Linked DNA regions of Mus musculus: all the other regions are linked to region 3. The links are chromatin loops, found by intact Hi-C in ENCODE. Cell type or tissue: left cerebral cortex. All regions are shown on one strand. Each heading gives the region's core, and the rest is flanking DNA. Links, peaks and the distances in the headings are about the cores only.

Region 1 (10,210 bases), core at 2,189-7,188, 290 kb after region 3:
ATAGCCAGAAAGGATCTGTCTAAACTCCTTTCCACATCTTCAGCTCCTATATTCACATTTTTCAGACAAACTCAGACCTTATCAGAGTACATGTACAGTACTAGTGCTGAACTAGGAGTCAGACCCCTTGGTTCACGTTCGGGCTCTGCAGCAGCTAACAGTGTGAGTAAAGTGAACTGCTTGGTCCTGAGGTCTTCTCTCAATGGAAATCAGAATACCACCTGCATAAAAGGCCCTTCCATGGGAAAGAGGTAACACACCCAAAGCACACGGAGCACGGCATACCTTACTCAGTAACTATTAGCTGTGCTTACTTTTTTATTTCCATTCCTCCTAATCTTATCCCTCTGTACTTAACCCAACACTCCACTCTGCCAAGACCCCTCCCCATCCAATCTCCCTCAATGCACACACTGCGTATTTATGTTATCTCCCATTCAGCTTACCAGAGTCGCTGTGGATCAAAGCACCTAGAGGGTCCACATTAGCCTTGGATGGAACTTCAGGCTTCGAATCTCTGGCATGATTTCCTAGTCCAACGACTGCTCTCTGCCTAGCCCCACCTCTTCTCCATTTATGATGTTTACCAGGACTTCTGATCTTTGCCATCTGTGAATGTCTGGACATGCCCTTCATTTTGCTGAAGTAAGAAAAAAATGGAGCAAAAGAAACATGGATGTTAAATTGACCACTTATTCCCTAAGACAGAAAGAGCCCAAATTAAAGAAAGGCCCAGACTTAAAGGTTCACACCCCACAACCTAAGTCTCATTCACTTCTAGCTACAAGTTTCCAAGTATTTCCTAAAATAGGGCTCTGTTGTGCCATCACTGGCAGATTTTCTTAGCGTGTGCCATTCTCAGATTGTATGTAAGCATGTCTTATAAAACACACCCATTCTTATTTCATTAAAAAATTACTTATTTTTAAGGGCTTCAAGGTTTGCAAAGCATTTATAAGTATGTCACCTTCAGCAGATCTTCTCTTTAAGAAACACTCAAGTAGGTCCTCTGAGTAAAAGGACAATGATGCCTGACAGCTCTGTATAACGAAGAACACCTAACAAGTAAGCAGCTAGGGTTAACAGCACTAGCCACCACGTCCTGAACTGTGTCTGACCTGTGTCACCACCAGCAGATGTGTCTGACACCATCCTGACCCCAAATACCAGTGACAAGTACTTCCTGATACAAGAAAAGTTAAGAAGTACATCCCTAATGTATACAAGCCACTCCACATCAATATGTATGCAACCAAATTTATAACTCCTGAAAATTAAGGACGGCAAGCCCTCTGAGGCTGGAGAGGCGGCTTGGTGGTTAAGAACACATCAGTCCCTTCCAGAACTGGAGTTCAGTTCCCAGGATCAACACTGGGTGGTTCACAATCGCCTTTAACTCTAATTCCTGAGATCTCACACCCCCTTATAGCCTCTATAGGCATTGTAATTATGCGCACAATTCAGAGCCCCCTCAATACACATAATTAGAAAAGAAAATTTAAAAACAAATACCTGAAGAGATATTTCGCCAAATGAATAAGTACATAAGATGCTGGATATTGTTAGTAACATTACCAAGCACTGAAAGACAGACAGACAGAAAGATCGTGTGTGCGTGTGTGCGCATGTGCGTGTGTGACAGAGAGAGAGAGGTAGAGACAGAGAGAGCGCTAGCATCAAGTAGTGCATATAGGATTTGTATATGTAAACAAGTAGTGCATATAGGATTTGTATATGTAAGGCCAGTAGAATAAAATGGAAAAATTCTGAACAAGAAAGTGAGAGTGGAAAAAAAAAAAAAAAAAGAAAGTGAGAGTGGAGGGAAAGGAGACCTCATGTTTTACTGACAGGAGAGCATGGCTGGCTGTATGACAGATCTACTTTTTATTAATAAGCAACTGGCTAACTGCTTGAATGACAACAGGTGATTGACTGAAACAATCCTGTGGGGCATCCTTGGTTACACTTCCTACAAACATCCAAATAAGAGTTTGCTTGTCTGAAGGAGCACAGGGCAGCATGGAGGGAAAGGACTGTTCCAACCCTACCACATGTACAAGGTAGCGTATTTAAGATACAGTCAGAATGGGAGCGGGGGTGGGGGGGTATGAAGAGGCTGGCGTGCTCCCTCTCTTCCTCTTAAGCACAAGCTTTTGAAGGAGCGCGGAGGACGCACATGGACAGCGTCCAGGAACTCACCCATACTGTGTGGTTGTCAACACTTCTCCTCTCTTTGCCTTTTCCAGTTGTAACTTTTTCTTCCTTTCAATATTGGCCAGAGTTGGGTAGTTTCTAGGGAAAAAAAAATGTAAAAACATCACAAACTTCCAATTGCTTCTAAAATTTAAGAGAGAAAATGCAGTTCATGTGTCAGTGTCTCAGCTGTCCACACAACTCTGCACCCAGGTAAGGAGCGTGTGCTAGAATTACAACTGCCTAACTCACGCAGCACGTGCGAACTGCTCTAACGTCTCTGCTTAGCATGCACCACACACAGAGAAAGTACCTGCCTAGCCAATTACTCTTGCAGAGATACACCATGCACACACAAAGTCACCAACATAAGAGACATTCTCAAACAACAGTCTACTAAGGAGGACAGAAAAAGCCTAAGCATAGCTGCACCCAGGAGAATACACTTTTCTTTGGGTGGGGTGAATTATTTCAAAATGAAATCCACAAAGAAATGCACATGAAAGCAACTGGTCTGAAACAGTGCCAACAGAGAGCACTCGGTGGAAAGGTTTGGAGTTTGTTCTCAGTAAGCTAAGTAATACAAACAACTCAAGATCACAGAAAGAGTGGCCACTACCACCAGGGAATTATTTTATATAAAACATAAATTGCCTACAGGGAACTGAGTTGCCAAAGGAGGCTCAACCTACAATGTTGTACTCAATCCAACAGGTGATAGCAAACCACAGAAAAGTTCTAAAGAGCTAGGGAGATGGCTTAGTGGTTGAGAGCACTGACTGTTATTCAAAGGGCCCAGGTTCAATTCCTAGCACCCACCTAGTAGCTTACAACATCTGTAACTCCATTTTCAGGGAACCCAACATCCTCTTCTGACCTCCCTGGGCAACAGGTACACACATGGTGCAGAGACATACATGCAGGCAAAACATTCATACACACGAAATAAACCACTTTGTTGGACAAAGTAGCACACACCTTTAATCCCATCACTCAGGAGGCAGAGGCAGACAGATCTCTGATTTTGAGGTCAGCTTGGTCTACATAGTGAGTTCCAAGACAGCCAGAGCTATAGAGAGAAACCCTGTCTAAAAAAAAAAAAAAAAAAGAGAAAGAAAGAAAGAAAGAAAGAAAGAAAAAAGGGGAGAGAGAGAATGAATGAATGAGAATCCTAGGCAATGCACACCACTGATTCCATTTCTTAGCACAAGATGTATGGAGATGCCAGCCCTAAAATCTGGCAATGAAACAAATCTTCATAGTATAGGAAACATGAAGGAGTGAAACACAGCCCTCACCACTCAGGCTGATGATCATCAGAAACACCAACTAAAGTTCTGCCACTTCTTCCATCTATCACTGGACTGGGGACATAGCTCAGAGGGAGAATGCTTAGCATGCACATGCCCTTGGTCTGACCGTCACTAGCACTAAACTAACATACACACCCGCATTATCAGCTCGTGGAGCACAGACAGTGACAACTATTGTCAGTTATCCCGTAGTCTGGAGACAAGACTGGAAATGGCTTTGGGGAGTGGAGAGAGAATGGGGAAAGGCAGTGAATTTCAGTAAGGACAGTGCAAAGCATGTACCCAGCTATAAATAGTGGCCGTCCATAAAGAAGAGATGATGACTGCACGGGCTATGAATAAGCACAACAGGCAAAGAGCAAGGTCGTACAAGATGAGAACCTGACAACAACAGATACTCGTGAAAAGCAAGCATGACCTAAGGTTTCACAAAGTGGACTCTTGGCACTTGGATGAGCGTGACCTCTTCCCCGACATTCAGGGCAATGCTGAGGAAAAATAAAATTTGGAGTGGCTCAGTAGAAACTCCAAGCTGATGAGGAGGGGGGAAAGTAAAGCCTTCGTAGGAAGACAGGCACTGTGGCAGTGGAGCCGACCTTAGCACTGTGGCAGTGGAGCTGGCCTTAGTAGAGCTACTTTGTGGGCTCTTTGTATTTTTTAAAGAAACCAAAATCTCTGCCATGCCCTGCATGCCCGCCTGTAAAAGATGAGAGAAATGCTTAGAGAACAGCCTTCAGGGAGAATGGGTGACAGCTGTTCCCCATCTGTAGACAGGATGTAGAGAAGCCAGACACCACAGGCCCTGTGGTGGCTCAGCACCAAGTTCAGGGCTACTCAATGCCCTCCATGCAAAGGGGGCAGTTCAGCGTCCTACTGATGTCTTTACAGGATGGAGTCCACTAGTGGGTGAAACTGCTACTCTGCACAGTAAGCCAATGCTTTCCTTGCACTCAAACTGCTGCTACTCTTACTGTTTCTCCTAGGCCTATCCCAGACAGAGCACAGCTCCTCTCTCTCTCTTTATTAAAAACCGCTCGAACACAAGCTTATGCCACTGTAGTTTAATTTCAAAGTCTTTCTGAACGTCAGAAACATACACCCATTAATAAGAGGTAGACAGGGAACTCAGCCTGAGCTGGGAACAGCAGACAGGGGCAACGATGGGAAGAGAAAAGCTCCACCTAGTGGACATTGCCTGGGAGACAGGCTCTCCTACTTTGTAAGCACAGTGGGCCCTCCAACTTTGGTTAGTCTGAAAGATAACATAAAGATGTAACTTTTTTTCCTGGCTTTAAATCCATAGTCCAGGGTCTCTTTCACTTTTCTAGCAGAATGGCTACACAGATGTTAGCACTCTATTGTGCCAAAACACACACTGGCTTCCTCCAGAAGAGCACCTTTCACTAGAACAGTAACCTTCAAATTAAAAAGCATTTTGTTGTACCAATGTGGAATTCACTCATTTTAGGGTACACTCTTCAAAATCTGAGACTGATGCAATGTAAAATACATACTTGCAATGGAAATGTCTGAATATAACACAATATGATGTTATATGGATATATACAATGAAAGTTTAAAGATAAAATAAATTGGGGCTGAACAGATAGCAAGGCCGTTACTGGTTGCTCTTCCAGAAGACCCAGGTTTAATTCCTCATGGCTCACAACCACTGTAACTCCAGCTCCAGGGGACCCAGCATCCTCATCTGGCCTCCTTGGACACTAGGGATGCAAGTGGTAACAACAAGCACATAGGCAAACACCCAGTCACACATAAAACAAATCTAAGAATCTTTCAGTTCTTTAAAAATACACATTGAAAAATAAAGATAAAATAAGCGGAGAATAGATAGCTAGAAATAAAATTTAATATTTTTAAACTGCTTAATATTAGAGTACATGTCTTATAAATCTATCAAATGAACCAAAATAAAGAAAATATTTCCCATGTCTTTTTTTTTCCTGCCAACCTACCCCATTTCTCCCTTTCTAAAATGCCTTGCTTTCTATATTTTACAGGCAGAGCAGCACAAGGTCAGACACTCCACCCCAGCCTCCTGAACACCAGGACTACCGACACACATCCCACACCTAGTTCCCTATCCTGCTAATGAGTATGTACTAACGCTCCTGAATACCTGAAGGGGCAAGACCCAAGAAGTAAGATGTGAAAGAACCTCAGATGAATTAAAAGGTGCACAGAACACTTAACATCGCAGGTACAATAAATGTCACCCCAACCGCCACTCCCGTGTCCTCTCTGGCACCCCTCATGCTCTCAAGTCCCTAGTTCCACTTCATCACTCAGTATCTTGCACCCATTCATCTCCCAGCACTTCTGACGATGGTCACTGAATACCTGCAATCTACACTGAAAGTTCTACGTGAGAGAAGTCATGGAAAGCATGGAAAATTTTGTCCCAGCCCTCCTTTATTCTAGAGAGTAGGGGCTGCCCATGAATTTCACTCATAGTTCTGAAACACAACCAATTTAAAACTGTGTCACCACGCACAGTAACACACAGCTGCATATTCTCCCTTTTGGCAATTCTGTTTGGGGGACATTCCAAGTTCACGCCCACTAACACAGTCTACTTCTAGATAATGAGGTCTGCATGGAAATCTACTTAAAGCTGACGCACACCTATTGCTTTCCTAATGAGAAGCTGAAAACTAGGCTCTGTTTCCTTTGTTGTCTAGAGTGTGGGAGTAATATGAGAACAGATGTGAACCTTCTGTCAGGCAAAATCAGAACAGGCAGTGAAGAGCAGTGCAGTCTCCCCAGCGCCAGCAGCAGCAACAGTACCTTGAGCTTGTTTTTTCCTAGGAAGGATGGGCCGCTTTCAAGTAAGACGTGGACGCAAGGCTCCTGGAGGACACAGTTAACTGATGCAGACCTTCAGGCACTCTTCCTCTGAATGCTTCCCTAGGTCAACCAGCAACGCTAGAGTCCAAACCTCTCCCCAACCAAGTTTGGCAGTTTCCTTTGAAGTGAAGTATATAATCTCTGCATGACCACCCAACACCACTTCTGGGTACTTATCCAATACAAACATAAGCCTATATTCAAAGCACAAACGCACACACAAATGTTTATGGAAGCTTTAGCAATGCCAAAATACTCTCACCGCCTCTCAAGTGGGAGATGAAGAAACCACTGTCATTGATAGAGCGATACAATGGGACAGAAAAATACTCTGAAATGAGAATGAACTAGTACTACACCCAACATGCATGACTTCTGAACCTCAGAAGTCTACATGCTGCATGGTGCCACATACATGATTTGACAGTACAGAACCACAATTGCTAAGTGGTCGGGGAAGGCATGATTTAACTGGGCGAGGCAGGATGTAACACTCTCTATGGCTACTTGTGATAGTGTCCATATAACGGTGTTTAAAAAGTTACTTGCTATGTGTATTATACCCTAGGTGTGGAGTGGAGGGTGGGTAGCTCACTTTTCACAGCAAGCCCTCCCAAACAAATCTACTTTCCAAAGCCTCCTCTTGCCTAATGAAAGAACTGTTTGGCTAAGCAGTATTATCCCCACGTGTTACTGTTAGTGTTTCAATAGCATGTAGCTTTCTAGGCACCTCATATATTTGTTCACTATTTCCCATTAGAGTGAAAGTCTCTGGCTTTGGGAATCTTAGCTATAAACAGCAAAATGTTTAACTTCTCAATTACAAAATGCCTGCTTATGAGAAGACTCAGCTGATAACAGTACCTGTGGCTGGGTCTCATGACCTGAGCTCAATTCCTGCAACACACTCGGTGGAAAAACAAAATCAACTTCTAAGTTGTCCTTTGACCTGGATTCATACACTTGCCTTGGCATGCACATACCCACGTACATACACATATATAGACACAGATGTACAATAAGTTAAAAATCTTTACCTCTAACCTTCAAGATAAATATTACCAAGAAACTAGTAAAAGACACGGTTTCCATTAACAAATGGTCTAAGATTTCCTGTTAGCACTTGACAATCACCTCTTCCACCAGAGACTGTTTTTCCTTGAGTCACTTGCTGTATGGTCCACAAGGGGGCAAAGTTCACCTTCACAGAGAGAAAAGCCACTTAAGAATGCAGGCTTTTAAATTGATTGTCTAGTGATAACAATCTGTTATTAAAAACCACAGCAGTGAGTCAACTGGATGGCTCAGAGGATAAAAGCAATTGCCACCACGACTGACAACCTGAATTCCACCCCAGGAATATACACACACACGCCTTTAATCAGAGACAGGCAGATCTCCGAGTAGGAGGCTAGCCTAGTCTACAGAGTGAGTTCCAGGACAACCAAGGATATAGAGAGAAACCTTATCTCAAAAGACCAAAATAAATAAATAGATAGATAATTTCAAGCCCCATTTACATACATCACATACACCACTTCTACCTATGGCACTGGGTGACATAAACAGCCACGTAAAAGATGTACTTACTGGTCCAATATTAACTTATTCAAGAACACAAAATGCAAAATAGCTCTCCAAAATGGGACAATACTGGACACAGCACAGTATTTAAAGACGGCCAAGGCTTTTTTGTGAAAACCCCAAAAGAGGCAGGAGTCTGGTCGCTGAGCCAGTGTGCAGGACTTCAGGGATGGAGAAGGTCTCCCTCTGAGACAGAAGCAGCATCAAAACAAAAGGAACAAGTGAGGAGTTCAGCCCTGCTTGGTGACATACCCTTGTGATCCCAATACCTGGGACACTGAGGCAGGAGGGCTGTCATAAGTTGGAGACTAGTCTATTCTACATAGTGAGTTCCAGCAGCCAGGGTTATTTAGTATATTTAGTAAGAGTCTGCCTTAAGATAGAAAAACAGAAAGAAAAAATTGCAAAATAAATAAAATAAAATAAAAACAACAAGAACAACAAAAACCAAACCCACAAAAGTCATCAAACGGTCTAAAAGGCCATGTGACATAGACAAAAAGTCTACCCGATACCAAAATCTTTGAAATAATGTAGAAATGTTTTACCTGAAGGACAGCCCACATTTAGAATCGTGATTACCAGTATTCTAAGAGTTTCAACACTTTAGCTAAGAGAAAATGTGCTTGGCAAATGTTGCAATTGTACAGCCGGTCATTTGTGTAACAGAATAACAACTACAAAATGAACATCTCATTTTCTACCACAGGAGAACCAAGAAAACACTGAGGTTCTCACTAGTCTAGTCAGTCCCTCAAGTGGGCGAGCACCACCAGTTCACCTGCAGAGTATATCACAATTGTGTGGCTTTCTGAACAGAGCTTAGAAAGCAGGTCAGGGAAGAAAAATGGAACAGTGGAGCTCAGATGTTGATGGGGCTCGTGCGAAGACCAGAAGGGCTCACTGCAACCATCAGAGCTATGGATGGAAAGCCATTTCACATCCCTCAAAAGAATTCAACATTTATAAAGAAAGCTAGCACCACTGAACTAGACCAGCAGCCTCCAAGTCATCCAACTACCGCAGAGAAAAGCTAGTGTCCAACAGGTCATTTCTATCCCAGCTAGCAGGGAACCACCTTCACTATCCCTGCTGTGAGCTTTCCAGACCCTGAGTGTCAGACAGAAGGTGGAGTCACTACTTGTTTATCCTTCTATACAAAATAATACGGAAAGATCTGATCAACACATAACAAAGACAGAAGAGCCCAGTGCTAGTGGGGAGGTGGGGCCATAAGAGGTAAAACAAGAAGCCACAGAGTGGCTGTATTTACAAGCTATGCTCTATGCTTAAGAGGTTCAGGTAGCTTTCTCAAACTCTGAGACTAATTTCATGTCAGGCTGGAGGGCAAGGACCTGTAATCCTAGCTACTAAGAAGACTAAGGACGAAGGATCAGGACTTCAAACAACCTGGGCTACTACCTGAATTAACATAGCCTGAACACCGGAGCCAGTCCCGATTTTAAAGCTAACGAGTTGGTGGAGATTAAAAGCACTGGCTGCTCTTCCAGAGGACCCAGGTTTAATTCCCAACAAATACATAGTGGCTCACAACCATTGATAACTCCAAGTTCCAGGGGATCCAATGCCGCCTTCTGGCCTCCTCAGACACTTAAGCACACATGTAGTGCAGACATACATACCAGCAAAACTGTCAGACACATAAAATAATAATTAACACAGCTAGAGACTGTGGCATGGTGGCAGAACGTTTGTCTAGTAAGAGCAAGGCCTTAAGTGCAATCCCAATGCTACAAATGAACACATTTAAAGCAAGTGAATGAGCTCTTGTGTCTGACCTTCCTTAGCTTAGTTCTAGAGAGCAGTACTACGGTGGCTTAACTGAGACTGCCCCCCAAGACTCATGTATGGAAACACTCAGTCCTAACTGTGGCACTGCTTGAAGAGGTTATGAAGCCTTGATGGACAAAGTATGTCACCGGCAGCTCACTTTCAAGGGTGATAGCCTCACCCCCACTTCTAGCTCACATTGTTTCCTGGTTTACCAACACAATGTGATCAGCCAGCTCCCCGAGGCAGTTGCCTGCTGCCTGCCACACCATTTCTGTTATTATAGACTCTAAATCTCTGGAACCATAAGCCAAACTAAACTTCCCTAAGTTGCTTGTGGGTATTTTATCAAAGCAACAGAAAACAAACTAACACAGTAACTGCTTCTCAAAGTGCACAATCAAGCTAACAGTTCTAGCCCTGTCTTCTGTTACAGAATCAAACACGTGAGAGGAAGTCAA
Region 2 (10,210 bases), core at 2,267-7,266, 570 kb after region 3:
TACATTCAAGTGGCACACTGCGAAGGCTTTCACAAACACCAAAACCTTTCTTCTCATCACCCCATTGTTCCACACATACAACAAAGCCCAGAACACAGTTACTCAAAACCTGTTTTCACCAAACATCAGAAAGATCAAGTGCTGCACTCTCCTGACCTATGCAGAAAGCATGGGTGCTTAATAACTAGAAAGTAAGTTATAATAAAATAGCACACTCAAGACAACTTAATTCATGAATTCCTGCCCTTCTGAAATAAGGCCATATATAAAACACAAGGCACACACTAGGACTCAACAGGACTGCAGAAAACTGCAGAGACAATTAGGAAAAGTTGTCTTCAAAAGTTAGGAACCTGGTATGGTAGGGCAAGCCTCCGGTCCTAGCACTAAGGTTGAGGAGTTCAAGGTCTATCAAGGCAAAAAAAAAAAAAAGCCAAGGTTTGAGAACGAAGCTCAAGGTTTGGTGCTGTGCCGCTAACCCCATAATCCCTAGATTCAACTTCAGGACCAAATCAACTAAGCAAGAGTCACGTGCCTATTGTCATGGGTGGTGACGGCAAAGTATCCTCAGCAATTTAAGGTCAACCTTGGATGTAAAAGCTGTCTCAAAAACCAATCTTCCCAGCCTGTTTGTTGTTCACTTTAATCCCAGCACTTGGGAGGCCTTGAGCTCAAGAGATTACAAAACAAGTTCCAAGACAGGAATACAGAGAAACTCTCAACAAACAACCCAAACCAGTCAAGGAAGGCTCAGCAGGGCCCTTTGGTACCCTATACTTATGTCCATCTCCAGGAAATCTCTCCTTTGACAATGGGCATCTGCAGCCACGTGCACAAACACATATATGCTTACTCATAATCTGAAATGTGTATACTATTGAGTTCTGGTCTTCCTCCCCTACCAAGCTTCTGCTGTCTTGTGTTCACTTCTCTAGGGCTAGCACTAGAACTTTTCTCAAGTTTCTTTCTGACCAGTGACCTCAAGACCCATTAAAATTCAAAGACAGCTAAGTGGCTTCCTAGACCTAGCAACACTTCCCCTTCATCACAATACCTAGTATCCAGTTATTTGGGCTTCATATTGCAGAGGTGCTAGTACCCTCTTAAGTTTAGTACCTTTTTAAGGCTTCTATCACTGGACAAACCTTAGACAGCAAAGCATGTTAATACTCCTACAGCAGACTATGCAGTTCTAGGCTTTCCAAGACCCAATTCCCGCAGGTGACTGGGTCATCTAACCTTACCCCAGTAAGCATGGGCTGCTGGCACTCCCGGGAAGGAACTACGCTGTATTCACTGTATCCCACCCCACCAGGTACCGAACTCCCCGATGGATCTGTGCCCTGTTTGTACAACTCTAAAGTGGCACAGGCCAGGCTTGGCAACCTCTATTCTAGTTACCAGGAATCTGACATTAGTCCAGGAGCAGACAGTACTTGTCTCCAACTAGTTGGTCTTTTTGTGCTTTTGGTAAGCTCTTCCACTGGAGGTGATGAAAGTCAGGGTCCACTTCTCACCTCTCCCTTCACTGTAACTGAGATTCTTGAGTTCACACACTCCAGTCTTGTAGAGTCCCCACTGCAGCAGTTAACTGAAGAGGCTTAGCTTTCTAGCGATGCTCAACCAGGCTCTAGCTTCTCAGACTACAGGGTCAGCACAATCACAGCAAAGAGTTCTTAAGTGGATTTAAATGCACTTTATTTTTAGACAACCCACATGACATGTTTTTTTTCCTTAAAAAAACAATGCCACCACTCCAAATAAATCACGGTCAAAATAAAAGCTCAAGATGACATCAGTCCCATTTGTCCTAAGTCCTGGTGTTGTATGGATGGTAAGCAGCAGCCAATTATGGTGACAGGTGATAGATCCAATTTGTTACTGCAAAACAAAGAGATGGCATTAACAACTGCCCCAGCCTGAGCTTATAACTGTCCTAGCATGTAGATGTACTCCCTAATTCAATCTGAACTGCCACAAAGGCAGGCAGGAAGCGCAGGGAGAGTTTCCTTTTGCATCCTAGTGCAAACCAGAAGAACAACCACAAACTGTTCGAGGTCTATCAGTGGATGCAGACCCTCACCGAGTTGGCAGCACTCACCCATCTTCCTGCCCACTCCAGTGCTCTACTGACAAACACCAGCTGTTGTCTGAATAACACTCCTACCCCACTGTCCCAGGCGGTCACCCACTTTCTCCAGTACATCTCTAAACTCACCTTCTACTGTGCTTACAAAAAAAGCCTCCAAAATCTAGGACAAGGAACACTGTCTCCACCAGTCCCTTATAAAACAGACATTTCTGTATTCCTTCTTACTGACCTCAGTAAACACTGAAACATCCTATTGCATGTAATATGAAATGGACTTGAACTACCGTGGGGCAGAGACCACACTCATTCTACGTGAGTTTATCCCAGGCCAGTGTCAAACTACTTACACACATGACCCTGAGCACTCTAGCAAGCCAGCTAATCTCATCTTCAAGCCCCTTTCATGTTCAAGGCTCTACTCTCCCACAGGATAAAGATCTCACAATCTACAAGGCCTGCCACCTGCAGATGGCAAAGAATCACTGCTGCACTCCCTGTCTTGACACTACTAATTTAAAGATACTTACACATTTCTCCATCTCTAAGCCATCCTTAAAGAAAATCATGAATGGAGTCACACCATCTTCACGGTAGTCCAGGAGAGCAACCATACCATCTGGATTCATGTTTTCACCAATAAAAAACTTAAGAAACACGTAACAAAAACCTACAATTAGACTATCTTATACACACAAATATAAAATCAAACTATAAAAAGCAGATCCAGAATAACCCCTGGCCAAAATTTGGCAAGAAAAACCCCTAGTTCTCAAAAATAACACATATGCTAGCCATGTTGGCACACACCTTTAATCCCAGCAATTAAGAGGCACTGGCAGGTAGACCTCTGGGTTCAAGGCTAGTCTGGTCTACAGATAACAGTCTCAATGAAAAGAAAGCAATGCCTATCATTTTAATACCAGCTCCTTGCCTGGTGTGGTGCTACACAAAATGGGCTGAGACTTTCATCTCAGAAGGCTGAGGTAACTGGGTCTAAGGGTGTTCCAGGACAGCCAGAGCCATGTACGAGACAGCAAACAGACTTTTTCGGATCCCACAGTTATTATACAACCCTTTGGTCCATTTACCTGGTAGTTATTGAAATTAGCAAGGATGTGCTTAATCTGCTCTGCAGCTCCAGTCATAAAAGGCTTTACTCTTTCTGGTTTCTGCTCTTCAAGTTTGCCTTTGAGTCTAAAACAGTAAAGTAACAGGTCATCAAAATACTGAATAATCTTTCAGTAAAGTAAGAATATAAGCTCCAATAGGTAATGTCTTCTAGCAAAATGATAGTTTACTAGGTGACAAGAAACCATTTAAAAGAATGTAATTCCTATATTACCTTTAAAGTAACTTTCTACCGGCTTGCTCACATTATTGAAAATCAACCTTCACTGTATAACAAAAGACCCTCCTTTCTTAAGCCCTTCCTACCTAAGCAACCAACTTCTTCTAGGAAGCTGACCACCAAAACGGGGTGTTTATGTCACTTACGATTTCATGTAGTCTTTGATGTACTTTTTGTAAGCCTCTTTTGTGAAGCTGGTTTCTTGTAAGTGATGGTTCATGACAATGTCAACACCGGTGACTACTGTGCTTTCGGTACCTTCGCCCTCCGGACCTTCAGCGGAAGCATTTCCACCGATGAGCGAGTCATCGATGGCACCCTCTGTTCTACTGACCATCTACATTTAGAAGAAAACAAAACAAAACAAAAAGACAATACAACTTAGTCGAAGGGGCAAAAAAAAAAAAAAAAAAAGAAAAAAAGAGAAAAAAAAAAAAAGGTCCGGCAACGATCAGTCAGCTCCCTGAAACATCTTAACCTCCCCCCAAATAGTCGCTGCCCGGACTGAGAGAGGTGGTCACTCTCATCAAGCGGAACCAAGTTGCTGTGGCCTCTCTCGAGTCGCCACGGGTTAAGCGCGCACAGCGCAAACCTGTCTTATAGACAATATGTCCCCGTTCGCCCGGAAAGAGGATGGCGCTGAGTTCGCGGACCTATTTCCAGGCTCGGCTCCGCCTCCACTTTTCTAGAAAAACCCAAGGTCCGCAAGAGCGTCTCCTCCGCCTGGAGGCGGCAGCGAGGATTGCACGAGTTCCAGCGGCCTCCCCGCGGCGCCCAGCCCAGCCCGGCCCGGCTCGGCCGACCCGGCAGGCAGGCGGCCAGCCTCCCCGCGCGCGGCGCCCCGCTCACCTTGCCCTCCACCTCCAGGCACAGCCCGTCCGCGATCTCCCGGATCTTGTAGATGTCGGAGAACAGCTCGTCATCTGAAAGCGAACAGAGAGAGCCGCCCGTGAGCGAGCGAAGGCCCGCCATTTCCCGCGCCGGGCTCGGCGCACGCGGCGGCTCCCGGCCCAAGCTCTGCGCTCGTGTCCCCGGCCTCCCCGGTGCCCACCCGCACCCAGGCCCGCGGGCGCCGGGACTTACGGCTGATGAGGTCCCGGTAGATGATCATGGTGACGGCTGGGGACGGCGGCGCTAGCCTGACAGCGCGGAAGCGAGCGCGGTGCAGCCGGAGCGGCGCGCGGGGGGAGGGGGGAGCGGGCGGAAAAGGCCGACGCGGGCGCTCCCCAACCTCATATAGAGGGCACGCTCGGCTACGTCACCGTCCGCGGCTCCCCCGGAACTGTCGTCAGCGGTGACGTGAACGCAGGGCGGTGCGGGGGCGTGGCTACGCCCGGCCGGCCCCGGGAGGGCATCCGGGGACTCTGCTGGGACACAATGCGGAGTGCCCCTGGGTGCGCGGGGCAACGGGGGCGGTGTGCGGATAGTGCGCCCGGGGCATGCTGGGACGGGAAGGGACTTGCGGCCGACCGATGGCCGGACGCTTGAGTCGCCGCCCGGGCGTGGCCAGGGTGTGACTGCGCCCCGCCTCCCGCCACGCCGCTTCAGTTCCCACCCCTTTCTCGGAAAGAAAATGTCAGCAGAATCGGATGACTGTTGTCGGGCGCGCCGCTGAGCCTGCGGGGACTACGGGGATGGCGCCGGGCTGGTGTCCCGGGTCTCCGACCTCCGGTCCTTGGCTGCCCACAGACTGCACCGGTTTTGCTCGCGGAGGGAGATGTCCTGGGGACTGGTCCTCTAGTGGGTTCCGAAAGTGAAAGCCTGCGGTGGGTCTGGCCGGACAGCTCTTCGCTGGCCTGTTCTGCTCTTGGTCGCAAACGGTGTCCTTTGTTAGGACAGTTCTGTATTGTCACTTTTATCCCTTTTATTCCTGGCGATGCAGGACTAAACAGACCCAAAATAAGGAGCTTCCCACTTGCCCGGGTCACTTGAAGGGCTTTCGCATCCACCACGAAGTACAACATACAACTTCCGAGACCCACCGTTCAGGTAAACATGTATGGCAGGATGAAATCACAGTTTCTTCCCTTCCAGATTTGGTTATAGTCCGTTGTAACCCTAGTGTTGCAATTTTCTCGCTTAAGAAGGACATAGCCAGCCCTGCCTGCCCTCGGACAGAAGGTTAGGTTAGTATGTCAAAGGAGAAGGCAGTTCACACTAACAAAGTGTTACAAGCACAGAGTAAACCATTCAGGAATAAAACTCTAGCCAAAGAGCAGAAGAAAAACCGTCCACTTAAGATGCGGTGGTCTGCTGCTTTCCTAGATACTCTAAAGGACACGGGGTAACAGTAAAAAAGTGAAGGACATCAGAAAACGTAGACATAGAACCGAGGGGCTATGACTTAGCAGTCTCAAAACTCAGTTATTTCTGAGTTATGTGAATCTTATTTGCACATCCCAGGTATTCATTTTCAAATTATTCAAAAATGCTCATTTACATAGATCCCCAAACATATTCTTTTTGGATTTTTCTGTTATTTTCTCCAGTTTTATGCCCAAATGTATTTTTTTAACATCATTAAAAATTTTTTTTTGTTTTTGTTTTTTCGAGACAGGGTTTCTCTGTATAGTCCTGGCTGTCCTGGAACTCACTTTATAGACCAGACTGGCCTTGAACTCAGAAATCCGCCTGCCTCTGCCTCCCAAGTGCTGGGATTAAAGATGTGCACCACCACCGTCCGGCTCATTGAAGAATTAAAAAACAAAAAAAAACAAAAAAAAAAAACAAAAAAAAAAACAAAACCATGGTGAAAGAGAGCTGAAGATTTGAAGCTAAGCAGTGCTGGCATCTTGTCTGTGTTACCAGTCCCACGATCTCAGGAAGTTCACCCTCTTTGAGCTTTAGTATGAAATGGAATTTCTGTGAATTTAATAAGATGAGTGAGAGGCTGACATACTTAACAGGTGATAAATAATATGTGGGATATGTATGCAATTCCCGATTTTTTTTCATAATATTCCTGAAGTTATTACTGTCAGGTCCAAAAGCCTTTTGTTCAGTTAACCTCTCCTCTCACCTCCTCTGCTTGCATAGCCCAAACCAGTCTTGAACTGATTTCGGAGGCCAGACAGGCCTGGAAATCAAAATTCTCCTGCCTTAGCTTCAATAGGGCTAGGATTACAGGTGTGAGCCAACCATTCTTATCTCAGAATACCATTAATAGTGAGAAAAGCCTTACAGGCTGGAGTAGAAAGTATCACTCAGGATGTGGTCTCGTGATTAGAACATAGGTGAATTTGGAACACTCCTTGGGTCAGAAAATGGATAAAGAACCAGGCAACCTGGACTATTCCTTTGAGAAAATGTGATATTCTCTCATTCTCCCGCCCCCCCCCCCGCCCCCCACATCTGCTTTCTCAGTCCTGGGACAAAGACATGCATAGCATCTGACACCACAGTGCTTTTTAAATCAAGGTTGAGAAAACTAAGTGACTAGTGAGTAACTATGAAAATGAATGAAGGGGAGGACTAGCTGTATTGCAGCACACATAATCCCAGGGATGCAGAGGTGAAGACCAGAGGAGCAGGAGTTTGAGGCCCTTTTCAGCCACACAAGTTCTAGACTATGTGAGAGCTTGTTTCAAAAATAAATAATTAAATAAATAATAAAAAAAATAGAATAGCATTTCTGTGATTATTCCCTTATTCTGAGAGTGCCTAATGACTCTGTTCAAATACACATTTTTGGGGGGTGGGGTTCGAGACAGGATTTCTCTGTGTAGCCCTGGATGTCCTGGAACTCACTTTGTAGACCAGGCTGGCCTTGAATTCAGAAATCCACCTACCTCTACCTCCCAAGTGCTGGGATTAAATGAGTTGGGCCAACACTGCCTGGCTCAAACTCTGAATGAAAAAAAAAAATACAGTGAATCCAGCTGGACATGGTGGTACTGCACTCCTTTAATTTCAGCACTAGGGAGGTAGAAGCAGGCAGAGCTGAGTTGAAGACCAACCTGATCTACACAGAAAAACCCTGTCTTGAAAAAACAAAGGAAAAAAAAAAAAGACACAGAAGACAATGGACCATAGTAAAAGTAAACAGTGTGTGCTACAGTATGGGGAAACTGGCCTCCGGCCTGGCAGTAGCAAGTTCCAGGCAAGCGTGCCCATCACCAGTAGTCAAGGGGGGCTGGACTGTAGTTTAAGGGCCCACGGTGGAACTATAATGATCCAGGTGAAACTGTAGTGTAGTGGTCAGATCAGTGACCGGTACTCTAATGGACAGCGGGACTTATCTAGTGGTGAGCTGAGCTCTAACTTAATATTGAGGGCTGTTAAAGTCACATTGACAGTGGTGAACAGTCTAGAGGTCAATAGATCTGTAGTCCACCTGCCTGGCAGTCGGAACTTGAGGGGAAAAAATGATGTCAAGCCGGCACACAAGTTCAGTAGAGTTAGAAATTCTGGGGGTGGGATCCAGGCATCTGAGTTTTTTAAATCTTCAGAGAATGTCCATGTGCAGCCAGGTTGAGAGAGACCAAAATAGTAACCAAAAGAAAGAACTTGATACCCTTTCAAAGTGCAGGTGCTGAAGAGAGAAAGCCTCAAGCCAGCCCTTGTGGATGGGGCTGGCAGATCAGCTGATTTTCCCTGAGCAGGAAGTTGCTCAATGGCCTGCTTTTGGCAGGTTAGCCGGCTGTCTTAGTCAGGGTTTCTATTCCTGCACAAACATCATGACCAAGAAGCAAGTTGGGGAGGAAAGGGTTTATTCGGCTTACACTTCCATGCTGCTGTTCATCACCAAAGGAAGTCAGGACTGGAACTCAAGCAGGTCAGGGAGCAGGAGCTGATGCAGAGGCCATGGAGGGATGTTCTTTACTGGCTTGCCTCATTAATGAACACAGGGTACACAATGGAGTCCCCCTCATACAGTACGTCTTCTCCGCTGAAAAGCTTGAAGATGGGTTCACCAGGCCTCAGTGGCTCAAAGTCATGGTCCTGCAGTTGAGGGTGCACAGTGCCAGCCAGGTCACCATCCGCAGTGCGTGGGAAGTCCACACTGCCCAAGTTCCTGTAGATATCCATCTCAAAGGCGGGTAAGTCCATGCCTTCAAAACCAGTACCACCTGGGTGACCCTTACATATTACCAAGTCCCGCTGCAGCAGGAGTGCAACCTTGGCTATCTCTGGAACACAGCCTCTTTGTGCTTTCAGAAAACACTTCCCAGAAGATGTCACCTCAATGATGCTGGTCTCTTCTTAATCACCGCTAATTTCTTAGCTCCAGCTAACCAGCATCAATAGTCCCAGTAATGCAAAGTTTTTGCTTTAGTAGTTCTGGTATCTTGTTAATCACAGCTGATTCTTCAGCCCCAGCTAACCAGAACTACAGAATCTTCACAATCAAAACAGCAATGGCCCTGAAAAGAGTCTTTAATTTTCCCTCTGAAATTTCACAAGCCAGGCCTCCATCTTCTGCACTGTTCTCAACATTATCTTCCAAGCTCCTACACAACATCCCACAGAGCTCTTAACAACAAATGGATCTTCAAGACCAAAGTTCCAAAGTCCTTCCACAGACCTCCCCAAAACATGGTCAGGTTGTCACAGGAATACCCCACTCTGCTGGTACCAATTTCTGTATTAGTCAGGGTTCTCTAGAGTCACAGAACTTATGGATAATTTCTAAATAGTAAAGGAATTTATTGATGACTTACAGTCGGCAGCCCAATTCCCAACAATGGTTCAGTCGCAGCTGTGAATGGAAGTCCAAGGATCTAGCAGTTACTCAGTCTCACGCAGCAAGCAGGCGAAGGAGCAAGAGCAAGAGCTAGACTCCCTTCTTCCAATGTCCTTATATTGTCTCCAGCAGAAGGTGTAGCCCAGATTAAAGGTGTGTTCCACCACACCTTTAATCCCAGATGAAAGGCATAGCCCAGATTAAAGGTGTGTTCCTTAACTCGGAGATTCAATCTTCTGGAATCCATAGCCACTATGGCTCAAGATCTTCAAACCAAGATCCAGATAAGGATCTCCAAGCCTCCAGATAAGGGTCACTGGTGAGCCTTCCAATTCCGGATTGTAGTTCATTCCAAATATTGTCAAGTTGACAACCAGGAATAGCCACTACAGCCGGCTGAGGGAGTGTTTCCTGAGGGAGGAAGACCTGACTGAAAAACTTTTCTCTAAACTGGGCATGGTGGTATACACACACACACACACACACACACACCTTTAATTTCAGCACTTGAGAGGATCTCTGTGAGTTCAAGGCCAACCTAATTTACATAGCAAGGTCCAAAACGGCCAAGACTACATAGAGAAAAGAAAATTTAACCATGTAAAAAAGGGAGCATCTAGTTGTCTATGGAAATAAAAGGCAAAAATGCAGGGGTCCTTGAAGTGCCACAGCTGGTAGAGTAGTGATTCTCACGAGGGAAGAAGGGACTCTGGGTTGACAGACTTCATTAGATGGTGTTGGTTCAGACTTCGAGTCTGATCCTAAGCAGTTTATTTTTGACATATTTACAGTACAACTTTGGAAAAGGGTTTTCTCAAGACAATTATCACAATAAAATTTTAAGGCAATGACCACATTGAAACTCCTTTATTCCAGGACGGTGGTGACACATGCCTTTAATCCCAGCACTTGGAAGGCAGAGGCAGGTGGATTTCTGAGTTCAAGGCTAGCCTGGTCATCAGAGTGAGTTCCAGGACAGCCAAGGCTATACAGAGAAATCCTGTCTCGGACCCCCCCCCCAAAGGGTTTTATTGATTGGAAAGCTGCTCCAGATAAGGGTCAAGGGAGCAAGGGTATGGAATAAGCA
Region 3 (10,210 bases), core at 2,322-7,321:
GTTGGTTACTGCAGACAATTGCTTCCCAGTGCTTCCCTGGAACACAGCTCTACCCCAGTGACTCCTGACCCGCCTTGACCTCAGTCACTACGCATCTGTTTAGGAAACTGCTCTGCACTCTCACACTGGGATTCACTCTACGGATAAAAACCAGTGTGCAGTATCCTCTGACTTAACTGTGGACAGCAGGTCTTCCCAGGCCTGCCATCTCCCTACCAACAGGAGGAAAAACAAAGGAGGAAGCCCTCCCAGGAGCTCACAGACAGTAATTAAGAAAACCTTCCCAGGTTTGTTACCAGTGTGTGGTAATGTCATGTCTCTATGTCATCTGTCTTTCACATCTTAGGTTGACATCTGTATTATATAGTTATTTTAACAAGGAACTTCACTCAGTTCACACCCTTTTGGTTTAGGAAACAAAAAAATTAGAGTAAATAGTTCCTTAAACTAAAATTACAGGTGAGGATCAGAATGATAAAGATAAAATTAAAGGTTGAACAATAGTTATAATTGCACGAAACAGTCCATCTTGTGAGGTACTTTTGTAGGAGGGTAAGGACTACATTTAGTTAGTAACAAAATTTAAGTATATGACTATTAGAAAAACAAAAAAACTAAAAAAGTATTTTCACCTGTTTCAATGTTAAATGACTTGGGAAAAAAATAGTGAAAACTTCACCAGAACACATGGCCTTGTTTTCTCTTTATAAAACTCTTTTGCAACATTTTCAGTTTTTCAAAGTAAACCCACAAATATACAAATAGAATATAAATGTTTCAACTAGAATAGTTGAAAGTTTAATGTCAAATATCTCAAAAAAAAAATCCTAAAATAATTAACTATCTTAAATGTTTTTTCAAAACTTCAGTGAAAAAGAAGTCTTTTTACAACTACTATACTTCTCTGTTTATATATACTGGCAAACTTGCAAAAAGAACTTTCCTTTTTTTAAAAAAAAAAAAAAGAAAGAATCTTAAAGTAATATAAAATCAAAGTTCACAGTCTGACTCACAAGTGTGATTTAGCATATTATTTCCAGCATAATTGGAAAAAAAAAAAATGCTGGCCTAATACTGCCTTTTAGCCTGTCTGTCTTTTGGCGAGAAGAGAAAACAGGTGGGACAGATAACCAGTATAAAATCAGCCCTTGTAAGACTGACCTCACTCTTTAAAATGGCTACCACTTTTATCTACTATCAGAAGACAAGACTGTACAGCATTACTGACTACCAAGGATAAATGTAGGTATTCTGCCCTTGGAAAATACGCTTTAAGGCGCACATTCCTCTTCTGTTCCGACAGAGTTTACAGAAGCTAACAACAGTCTGAGGGCAGCCTATATCACCCAGATTAGGTCATCTTTCCCACAGTGCCTTAGGAGGGCAAGCAGGTAACTGTATCTTTCACAGCGTGAGATCAAACATACTAGGAAAGAAAAGGGCTGTACCGCAAGAACAGACGTGGCAACCACACCCCCAACAAGAAATCACCATAAAGATTCTAGTAGCTCCAAAGAATAGCTTTAACTATTTCGTGGGGTAACAAAAGGTAAGCCGCTTTTCATAATCTTCTCAAAAGCACTTTATAACTAATAAAAGCTACCTGGTAGCCCCAAGTCTATTTGGCATATACACTTACACTTTATAACTACCGTGAACATTACTGTCATAACCTAGTCTGCCTCCCAACCACTCTGAAACCATTCCGTGACATTCTTCCTCTGGGAAACTTACCATGAATATGCACTTCTCACATGCAAACGAAAAGGTGTAGGTATATATACATATGTATATATGTATATGTGTGTATATATGTACATATATATGTGTGTATATATATATCTTCAGACTAACTGCACCCACACGTATTGTATTGCTACTTGAGAGATTAACTTGGAACTGCCCGATGGCTGCAGAAGCACGTGATCTTACCTCTCGTCCTCGCCATCCACCAGGGGTGTTGTCAGCGGTAGCACCTTCAACGGGAAGAGAGAAGCAGGGGCTGCTAGGCTGCTGCTACTCCCATCTGAAACTGCTGACATTCCCCCACTGTCACCACTCATAGTCTGAGGTAAGCCGCCTAAGGAGGGCTCCGCTGGGCGCCTGGCATCTTCCATTTGGCTTCCAATGGCCTGAGCTAATGATTGTGTAGAGAACTGAGTAGAACTTAGTGGTATCTGTTGTGCCAAAGGCAAATTTATGTTAGTGGCTATCAAGGGAGATTGACTAACACTTTGAACCAAACTGCCATTTTGGGTGGCTGGGGGTTGTGCTATATTCTGTGGTGGAACTAAGTTTGTTGGGACAGAAGGCATTCCAGAAGGAGCGGCTGAACTAACCTGATTTGTAACAGAAATAGTGCTAGCAGAGGGCAGAGGACTGCCTGTGGGCAACTGCTGGGAAACAACCCCTTGGGCCACGGTTTCTACTCCCTGTGGCTGGGGAGGCACAGTTACCAAGGTACTCTGGGGTGCAATGACCAATTGTTGTGGAAGGCTTGAAGCACGGGTTTGAACTCCCTGATGAATGATCCCGGTTGGAGCAGGTAGGACTACTTGTGAAGATGGAGGAGCACCTTGCTGAATAACTGAAGGTGTAACTTGGGTAGAGGGCTGCTGTACTGCAGTGGGTATGTTTGCCTGTTGACCGATACTTGCAATCTGACCGCCAGTTGGTACAGTGGACACTGCTGTTTGAGCCTGGCCAATGGGCTGCCCAGCCGCCCCTGCAGGTTGTGTTTGTACTGCTGTGGGCTGCCCTGGCAGCTGGATCCCCTGTGCCTGAGCCACAGGAATCACTGATATTCCTGCCCCCGTGCCCGTGGAACTGGACTGCCCAGAGGACAATGCTGCTTGAAATATTGGCTGCTGCTGCTGCTGCACATACTCTGAAGTTGGATTTTGAGTCACTGGCTGGCCATGGCCTGGGGCTATCTGCGCAGGAACCATTGGTTGCTGCTGCCCATATTGTAACTGCTGGGGTGGTGCCCCTGGAAGAGGAGTTTGCACGGGAGGAGCTGTCTGAGAATATGGCAGCTGCGGTTGAGCCAGGCTGGAAACAGAAGGCTGCTGACCTACAGCCGCCGTGATGCCGACCACGCTGACAGGGGAAGGCTGGATACCAGTTGCGGCACTCATGGTGGCTTGCAGAGGGACAGGCTGAAGAGTCTGCTTCTGCTGAAAGCTCAACTCTTGAGGCTGTAACTGTACTTGTGACATCTGTGACTGAGAAATACTCTGTGGCATACTAACCGCCGCAATACTCTGTGGAGCAGGGCTACTGAACTCTAGCTGTTGGAGAGCCACACCTTGAAGACCTGGAGGCGCTGGTGGTAGCGGCGGCTGCTGCGGCGCCACCACAGCCGGGGCTCCCATCATCTCTCCACTTCCCACACTCTCCGTGTAGTGACTCAGTGTGCTCACACTACTGCTCACAGAACTCCCACTAGTGCTCTCCCTCTCCGAGGACGATGCTTCCGTGGGGGTTTGCTTCACCGTCTCCACCACTTTATTGACGGCCACGCCTTCTGTAGCTGGCACAGCGTTTTCCTTCTCATAGAATTCTGTGCAAGTCCATCGACCTTTTTTAAAGGGTTCAGAAGTAGAGTCTAACTTCACAACCCTGAACCTCGATGTGTTAACTGTTGGTTGCTGCTGCTGCTGCTGCTGCTGCTGACTGGAAACCACTCCCACAGTGATACCTGCAGCTGCATTAAGGACACTGTTAGCAACAGGAGAGGAAGAAACGGTACCATTGCCCATGCCACTCAAGATACTCGAATTAACAACACTGGTAACTCCAGGCCCACCACTTATGCTAGCAGCATTAGGGATATTGCTTGTATTTATATTAGCATTACCATGCACGCTGTTCGTCACACTGGGACTGAAACTACCCACAGCAGCAATGTTAACATTATTCGTAGCGCTCGTGCCAGTAACCGAATTTATACCTAGGCTTCCTGTAGTACTTGGAGTACGGATGTTCGTCATCACTGATGCTGGTAAGCCACTCGATGGTACTGCAGGAGGAGGTGCGACTGGCACACCACCATCAGAACTTCCAGTTGTAGAGAGTTTCCTGGACACTGGGCTCGAGGGTGGCCCTCCGGGAATGGATGGACCGGCCACAGCAGCATGTGATGAATGATGGTGCCCATGGTGAAGGTGGTGCCCATGATGAGGGTGATGGTGATGATGGAGGTGGTGGGGATGGGCATTCCCATTGATCACAACGTTCTGTTGTGGAAGGTGAGGCAAATGAGGCTGAGGAAGGTGGGGCTGGTTAGGAGAGACTGCCCCAGGTGTCTCAGCTTCCTGGAAGTTATTCAGAGTCTCCTCTGAGGAGCTTCGTTCAGGCTCACCTAAGTCAGTGGCCCTGGAAAGGGAGACGTCGAGGATCTCGGAAGAGGAGAGATCTTCCGTGTGCGACTCATCCAGATCGTCGTAGCTCTCGGTGTCCTCCGCGATGCTGTTGTTGGAGCTGATGCTGGCAGAGATCTGAGCCGGAGTAACGCTAGTTATCTGGAAGCCACTTTTCTTTTTCATCTGAGTTCCGCCTGGCGCAAGAGGCTGTCCCTGCAGCTGAGCCTGCGAGAGGAGGTTCAGGCTTTGTGGAGGCGGAGGCTGGGGTCCCTGCGTGGAAGATGCAGCAGGAGGCGGCGGCTGGAGCAGCGAAGGAGGAGGAAAATCTTCAGAAGATGGAGCAGCACCACTGACGCCCGTACCTGCTGCATTGAGAGCAGAGGCGCTGCCACCACCGCTGCCCCTTCGAGGGAACATTGCCGGGTGCGCCATCTTCCTAGCACTAATGTCTGCAGCAGCGGCCGCCGCGGCGGTGGACTCCGGCGGCTGGTGCATTGTGCTGGGTACCGGGGGGCGGAGGAGGCAAGTGCAATTTCCTTCTGCACCGTAATCTTTGTATGGAGAAGCCGGAGAGACGAACAGGACCTGAAGCTCCGCCCGACGCGATCCCTCCTCCTCCTCCTCCTCTGCCGAAGGCGCCGGCTGCTCGTGCCTTCGAGGGCTAACTTCGGGAAGGGAGGATGAACCGGGTGAACCAGGTGGCTGGGGAACCGAAGGGGGACCCCTTCAGTCCTTCGCCATTCACTTCCCCCTCCAGTCACACACCCCCCTTTATATTCCGCTTCACGTGGGGTGCGGGGCGGGAGGGAGGGGAGCCCAGGAGGGGGCGGGGGAGGCGAGGAGAAGCGAGAAATGCCCACCTTCTTTGGCCAACTCCGGAGCCAGCTCAACCCCCTCCTCCCGCGGCGACGGCCGCTGCAAAAGCCCCTCCGCTCGTCCTGCACCGAGGCAGCGCGGAGCGAGCGGTCGCCCCGGCCCTCGCCACCCCCGGCGCCGCGGCCGCCGGCGAGCCCTGAGCTCAGCGTCGCTCCAACCTCCCCTGCCGGCGCGGCCGGCCCCGCTCGGGCCTCCCCCCACGGCCCGCGGCCCCTCTCAAACCCCCTGGGCTCGCGACGGCTGCTCCGGGAGGAAAGGCTGGCCGCGGCTGGGGCCCGGGCGGCGCGGCTGCGAGCGGGGCGGTGGCGGGGCGCCCGGTACGGTGAGCCCAGCAACGAGGCGCGGGCGGGCGCGCAGAGACGCCGGATCCTCGCGGAGCGCGGCCGGGGCGCGGCGGCGGCGGCGGTGGCGGCAGCAGCAGCGGGAGCCCAGGGACCGCTCCATCACTGGCAGCCATGGAGCCCGAGCATTTTCCTCCCTCGGGGCAGGCGCTCGGCTCGCCACACGTCCTCGGAGAGGAAGGGCGCCGGCGCCCGGGCTGCTCCGGCGGGCGGCGGGACGTGCGCGGGAGCGGAGGGGCGAGCTCGCGTCCTCTTCTCGGCCCGCCGGCTGGTTCGGCACCGAGCTGCTCCCGCGACCGGGAGGGAGGGAGAGAGGGAGGGAGGGGGCCGCGGGCGGCGGTGGCTCCTTTTCGCGGCGGTGGCGGCCAGACGGGGCTGGTGCAGCGGCTGCAGCCGACGCCGTTCAAAGAAATGAGAGGTGGGGTTGGTCGGTGGCGGCGCGGGGCGGGGGAGTGGGAGGGCGTCGGGCGAGGAGGGGGCTGTGATGGTTGTTACTAGTGCTCTTCTCGGGCTGCTCCGTATCCCCTGGTCTCTCGCGGCATCAAGAGAGGAGGGACCAGCGCCCCAGCGCGAGAGGAGGAGGGTCGAGCTCTGACCGAGGAGAAGGAGGAGGAGGAGGTGGCAGGGGGGAGGGGTCGTGGAGGAGAGGAGGGAAGATGGCGTCTGCGCGTGCGCGCCGGCGCTGCAGACATAAAGCCGGGTCTGACCAGGGGAGGTGGCCTGTCTTCGGTCCGCGCCGAGCTCTCGGCTCCGTCTCCCACGGAAATTACCGAAGGCCGGCGGAGTCGCCGACGCCGGAGGGCGGTGGGGGGTGGGGCACTCGGGCGCGCGAGCGAGCGAATCCGGGTCGCGTGGAGAGGCTGGGGTGGGGCTGGGAGGGGGGGGGGGAACCACGCCGCGCGCGTGCGCGCAGGTTAGGCGTGTCCGCTGCTGTCTCCCACGCGGACCCCGGCGGCGAGGCGGGTGCGGAGCGCTAGGTCTCGGGTGTGCGCGCCCTGGGGCGGTGGCTCCCCCGCCCCGGCCTGCGGAACGGGTAATGAGGCTTTTCTCCTCAGCAACAGCAGCATCACGAGTTGCAGCTCCCAGGAGCCCTCCGCTGCTGCCACGACATGAGTCAGGCTTTCTTCCTCGGCGCGTGGCGGAACCCTCCTCCTCCTCCTTCTCCAAGCAGCAACCTGGCCTCCCCCTCGACCCGCACCGCCCTCGCCCCTTCCGGGGATGCCCCGATAGAATCGGGTGTCTTCCCCCACAGCAGTGGTACCTTTTGTGCAGAGCGGTGGTAGTTGCCACGCGGTCCCTCGCCCTTCGACGGGCAGGGTCGAGACTGCTAGCATGTGGCACGGATGTTTGCAGGGAATCTCCCAAGCCCCTCCAAGGGAAGGCTCTTACAAAAGGGAGTGATCCTTGCTGTCCTTCCTTATCGGGTGGGAAGAAGCTAGCCGGCCCTGCCAGCTAACCAACCAACAGGTGGAGCTTCCCTCCAGCCATTTATTGTCTTTGTGTCCTTGCTGTGGCCCTTAGAGAGGTAAAAGGTTAGGGCTTGGTTTTAGTGGAATTTAAAGGAAATTTGTAAAGAATGCCTTTTAGGGCTAGAAAAGCAAAAAGACTGGTAAAGTGCCCCCCCCCTTTTTTCTTTTTAACTAAAACTAGATTTCATGGATTTAGGTAGGTTTGCTTGGAGACAATTTTCTGTTAGCTGCCTCCGAAGTATTACATGTCAAAACCTCTCAAAGCAGGGCTTTGCTTCTAACCAAGAATGTAAATCTCACCCAGGAAATTTTTTAAGCTGAGGTGAAAAGGGTTGTTTGAGAGCGGTTTGTTTCTGTTCTAGTTTAGGTTTCAGGGATACAAATTGATCAGAAGAGAGACCTCTGACTCGGGAAATCACCAATTTCGTTTCTGAAGGATAACACCCAACAAACAGAAAACCAAAAACTGTTACCAGCAGTTTAACACCCCTCATTCTGTACATTAAGAGTTTGAATGTCACCTATATACTGTTGACATCTTGGCATCCTTTATCTGGTCTGTACCAAACTCTCACACGTGCCACCTCATACATGTCCCCTACAAAACAGGTGAAATTCACATTATTTTGATTTTTTTAAATGAGTTGAGGGTCTCAATAGAGATGGAAGAGTAACCTTCAACTCACTGTACCCCGCCTTTAGGTTCTGGAGCGTTGTAATTACAAGCCTTCACCAGCCTGTCCACTTCCTAATATAGAATTCTCTGCTAGGTAAAAAGTATGTGCTCACAAATTCTGGAAGTAATAGATTATGATAAGTCATTTTGAAAAACATAAAACTGCATTGTGCCTCAGTATGTTAATACCTGTACTTTCAAACAACTGAAGCCATTTGAGTATTTTACAAATTTAATCATTTCACTGGGTATGGTGGCATAACTTGTAACCCCAGCTCTGAGGAGGTAGAGGCAGGGGGACCTTAAGTTCTAGGTCATTCAGGCTACATAGGGAGACCTGTATTTCCAAAAAAGAGAGAGAGAGAAGAAGAAGAAAAAGGAAGGAAGGAAGGAAGGAAGAAAGGGGGAGAGAGAGAGAGAGAGAAAGAAAGAAAGAAAGATCTTTTGTCTTGCACTATCTGGAAGTCACCTGTGTCTGTGAACATAACCCCCAGCAGCTTTTGTTGCAAGTGACTCACCACTTTCTGAAATGCATATTGGACATGCTCTTTCAGCAGTTTTTCTAATAGACACTAGAAGCTGCCCTAATGGACTAAAGCTGCAGAAGGATGTAGATGGACAGAAAGACGTTTCTCTGGACTGTAGTGAGAAACCACATGTCCCTTAGATCTCAAAACGTTGCCTTAAGTCAAAGTTTTACATGGCAAATGGCAGTTTGTCACCCCTTGGCCAAGGCAATGCCTGCTATCACTTTGATGATACAGCTAAAAAGTAAAGCACACGAAAGCCTTATGCAAAGTTGGAAAAGGAAAGCCGTGTAGAAAGGGCCTCATCGGATGCAGGTGTTCCTTCTGATAACCCAGCATCCCACTGGGTTCTGATTGGGAGGAGAAATTCAAAAGAGAGGTTTCAAACAGATTAAAGCCAGCTGGGCATGGTGGCTCAGTCCTTTAGTCGTAGCACTGGGGAGGCAGAGGCAAACAGATTTCCGAGTTTAAGGCCAGCCTTGTCTTTATAATGAGTTCCATGCCAGTCAAGGCTATATAGTGAGTCCTTGTTACTCTAGTTTCTGTTATATACCTATAACTTGAAGAAAAAAAGTTTTAAGTCAAGAGCTGAGATGATATCTTATTCCAGTACTCAGGAGACCAAGACAAGAGTGCCCAAATTTGTGGGTAACCTGGACTACATAGTGAGTTCCAGGACAATCTGGGCTCTGGTGTAAGACCGCCCAAAAATGTTTATTTAGTTGTTTGTTTTGTTTTTTTTAAAGGCTTTAGTCATGGGATGAGAATGTAGCTCCATTGTAGAGCACTTCTATAGCATACAGAAAGCCCTGGATTCAGTCCCCATATCTCCCTCCAGATCTCACCAATAATAACAGCTCATGCTTAATGCTCTCTATAACTACACCATTGTTCTATGTGCTAAGAGTTTCAGCTCACTTAATCCCCACAACTGTGTAAAGTGGGCGCTATAATTGTCCCCATCTGACAAATGAGGGAAGAGAAGTTGTGGTCTTAGGGCTTGGCTAGTAGCCAGGCCAGGATGCAAACCCTGGCAGCCTGCACACCAAAACATAGTTCAAGATCCTGTCAACCCAAGCACTCAACTCAAGTTTAAGTTCTACCAAAGACACGAGTTTGAATTTTCCTAGCTAGACAGCTCCAGAGAATCTATAAGTACAGTTTTCTCCTAGTGCAGAGACATTCCAGGGAAGGACATAAACTGTAGGGACCTGGTATGGCCACCTAGGAAGGAATTGGGCATTAGTGAGCAGAGCAATGGTTTGGTTACATTGGATGAGCCTTTACTGACTGAAAGAGATGCCAAATGCTTGGAAGAAAGGTGTTAATCATACGTAAGGAAGGCATATTTTCTGTATAGGATACCATAAATGCTTTCCCATTTGAGCAATTAGCATTCCGATGCTCCTAAGAGCCTGTAGACAGCATAAGCTTCTCTTCCGAACATGTTCTTTTTAAAGGACCGTTAACATCTGTGCATCTTTTTAACTGTAGAAAGAAAATCCTGTATCACGCTTGCTGGTATCATGATGCTAATAAGACTCAAGCCACTATGAACTATGTGGTCCAAGTACCACAAATAATCCAGAGCAACCCTCGTCGTAATTACCTTCTCAAACACTGAAGTTCATTATTAGTCTTAACTCTCAAGAATGTGGGTGTTTTGTTTCTGGCATACACAGCTAGCTTATATCATATATATATATATATATATATATATATATATATATATATATATATATATCAATGTAAGGTGGATCGATTTGACAGACAAGAAAACACACATGATTATATCAACTGATTCATAAACATCAAGTTATCTGTCATTACTCAACATCCTTTCTTAATAGAATCTGTTGACAGTTTAATTACATAAGGAAAGTTATCGAAGTCCATTGGTGAAAAGTCTGTAACTAGTATTCTAATGAATAGGAAGACACTGATAGCCTTTCCTGTA

The links. Peaks named below come from ENCODE experiments on the same cell type or tissue, not always from the same donor. Only the 100,000 strongest peaks of a DNase experiment are listed, where the experiment ranks them.
Region 1: it touches region 3 in a loop (2.3-fold over the local background); 3 of 42 quality-filtered maps call a loop at or near these places.
Region 2: it touches region 3 in a loop (2.6-fold over the local background); 2 of 42 quality-filtered maps call a loop at or near these places.

Annotation. Positions count from the first base shown.
Region 1 is chr14:76,116,568-76,126,777 of GRCm38, reverse strand. It overlaps Nufip1 (nuclear fragile X mental retardation protein interacting protein 1), which reads right to left. Exons shown (of 10, transcript NM_013745.5): 6 at 2,200-2,292; 7 at 447-640. Among named protein-coding and RNA genes, the nearest start is that of Nufip1, 11 kb to the right of the region's middle. In left cerebral cortex, for the core only: a CTCF peak has its summit at 4,689 (motif pointing left); DNase peaks (open chromatin) are centred at 2,195, 4,682 and 6,099.
Region 2 is chr14:75,839,770-75,849,979 of GRCm38, reverse strand. It overlaps Tpt1 (tumor protein, translationally-controlled 1), which reads right to left and starts at 4,724. Exons shown (of 6, transcript NM_009429.3): 1 at 4,524-4,724; 2 at 4,290-4,363; 3 at 3,587-3,777; 4 at 3,181-3,286; 5 at 2,620-2,736; 6 at 1,677-1,881. The coding sequence starts at 4,551. The coding sequence ends at 1,879. Gm4285 (predicted gene 4285) reads left to right here and starts at 5,016. Exons shown (of 3, transcript NR_045294.1): 1 at 5,016-5,206; 2 at 5,323-5,429; 3 at 5,998-7,062. It overlaps Snora31 (small nucleolar RNA, H/ACA box 31), which reads right to left and starts at 2,057; the gene lies at 1,946-2,057. In left cerebral cortex, for the core only: a CTCF peak has its summit at 4,161; DNase peaks (open chromatin) are centred at 4,130, 4,808 and 5,438; H3K4me3 peaks cover 3,641 bases; H3K27ac peaks cover 3,183 bases.
Region 3 is chr14:76,410,732-76,420,941 of GRCm38, reverse strand. It overlaps Tsc22d1 (TSC22 domain family, member 1), which reads right to left and starts at 5,121. Exons shown (of 3, transcript NM_207652.3): 1 at 1,933-5,121. The coding sequence starts at 4,859. In left cerebral cortex, for the core only: a CTCF peak has its summit at 4,558; DNase peaks (open chromatin) are centred at 3,447, 3,994, 4,806 and 6,292; H3K4me3 peaks cover 4,740 bases; H3K27ac peaks cover 3,378 bases.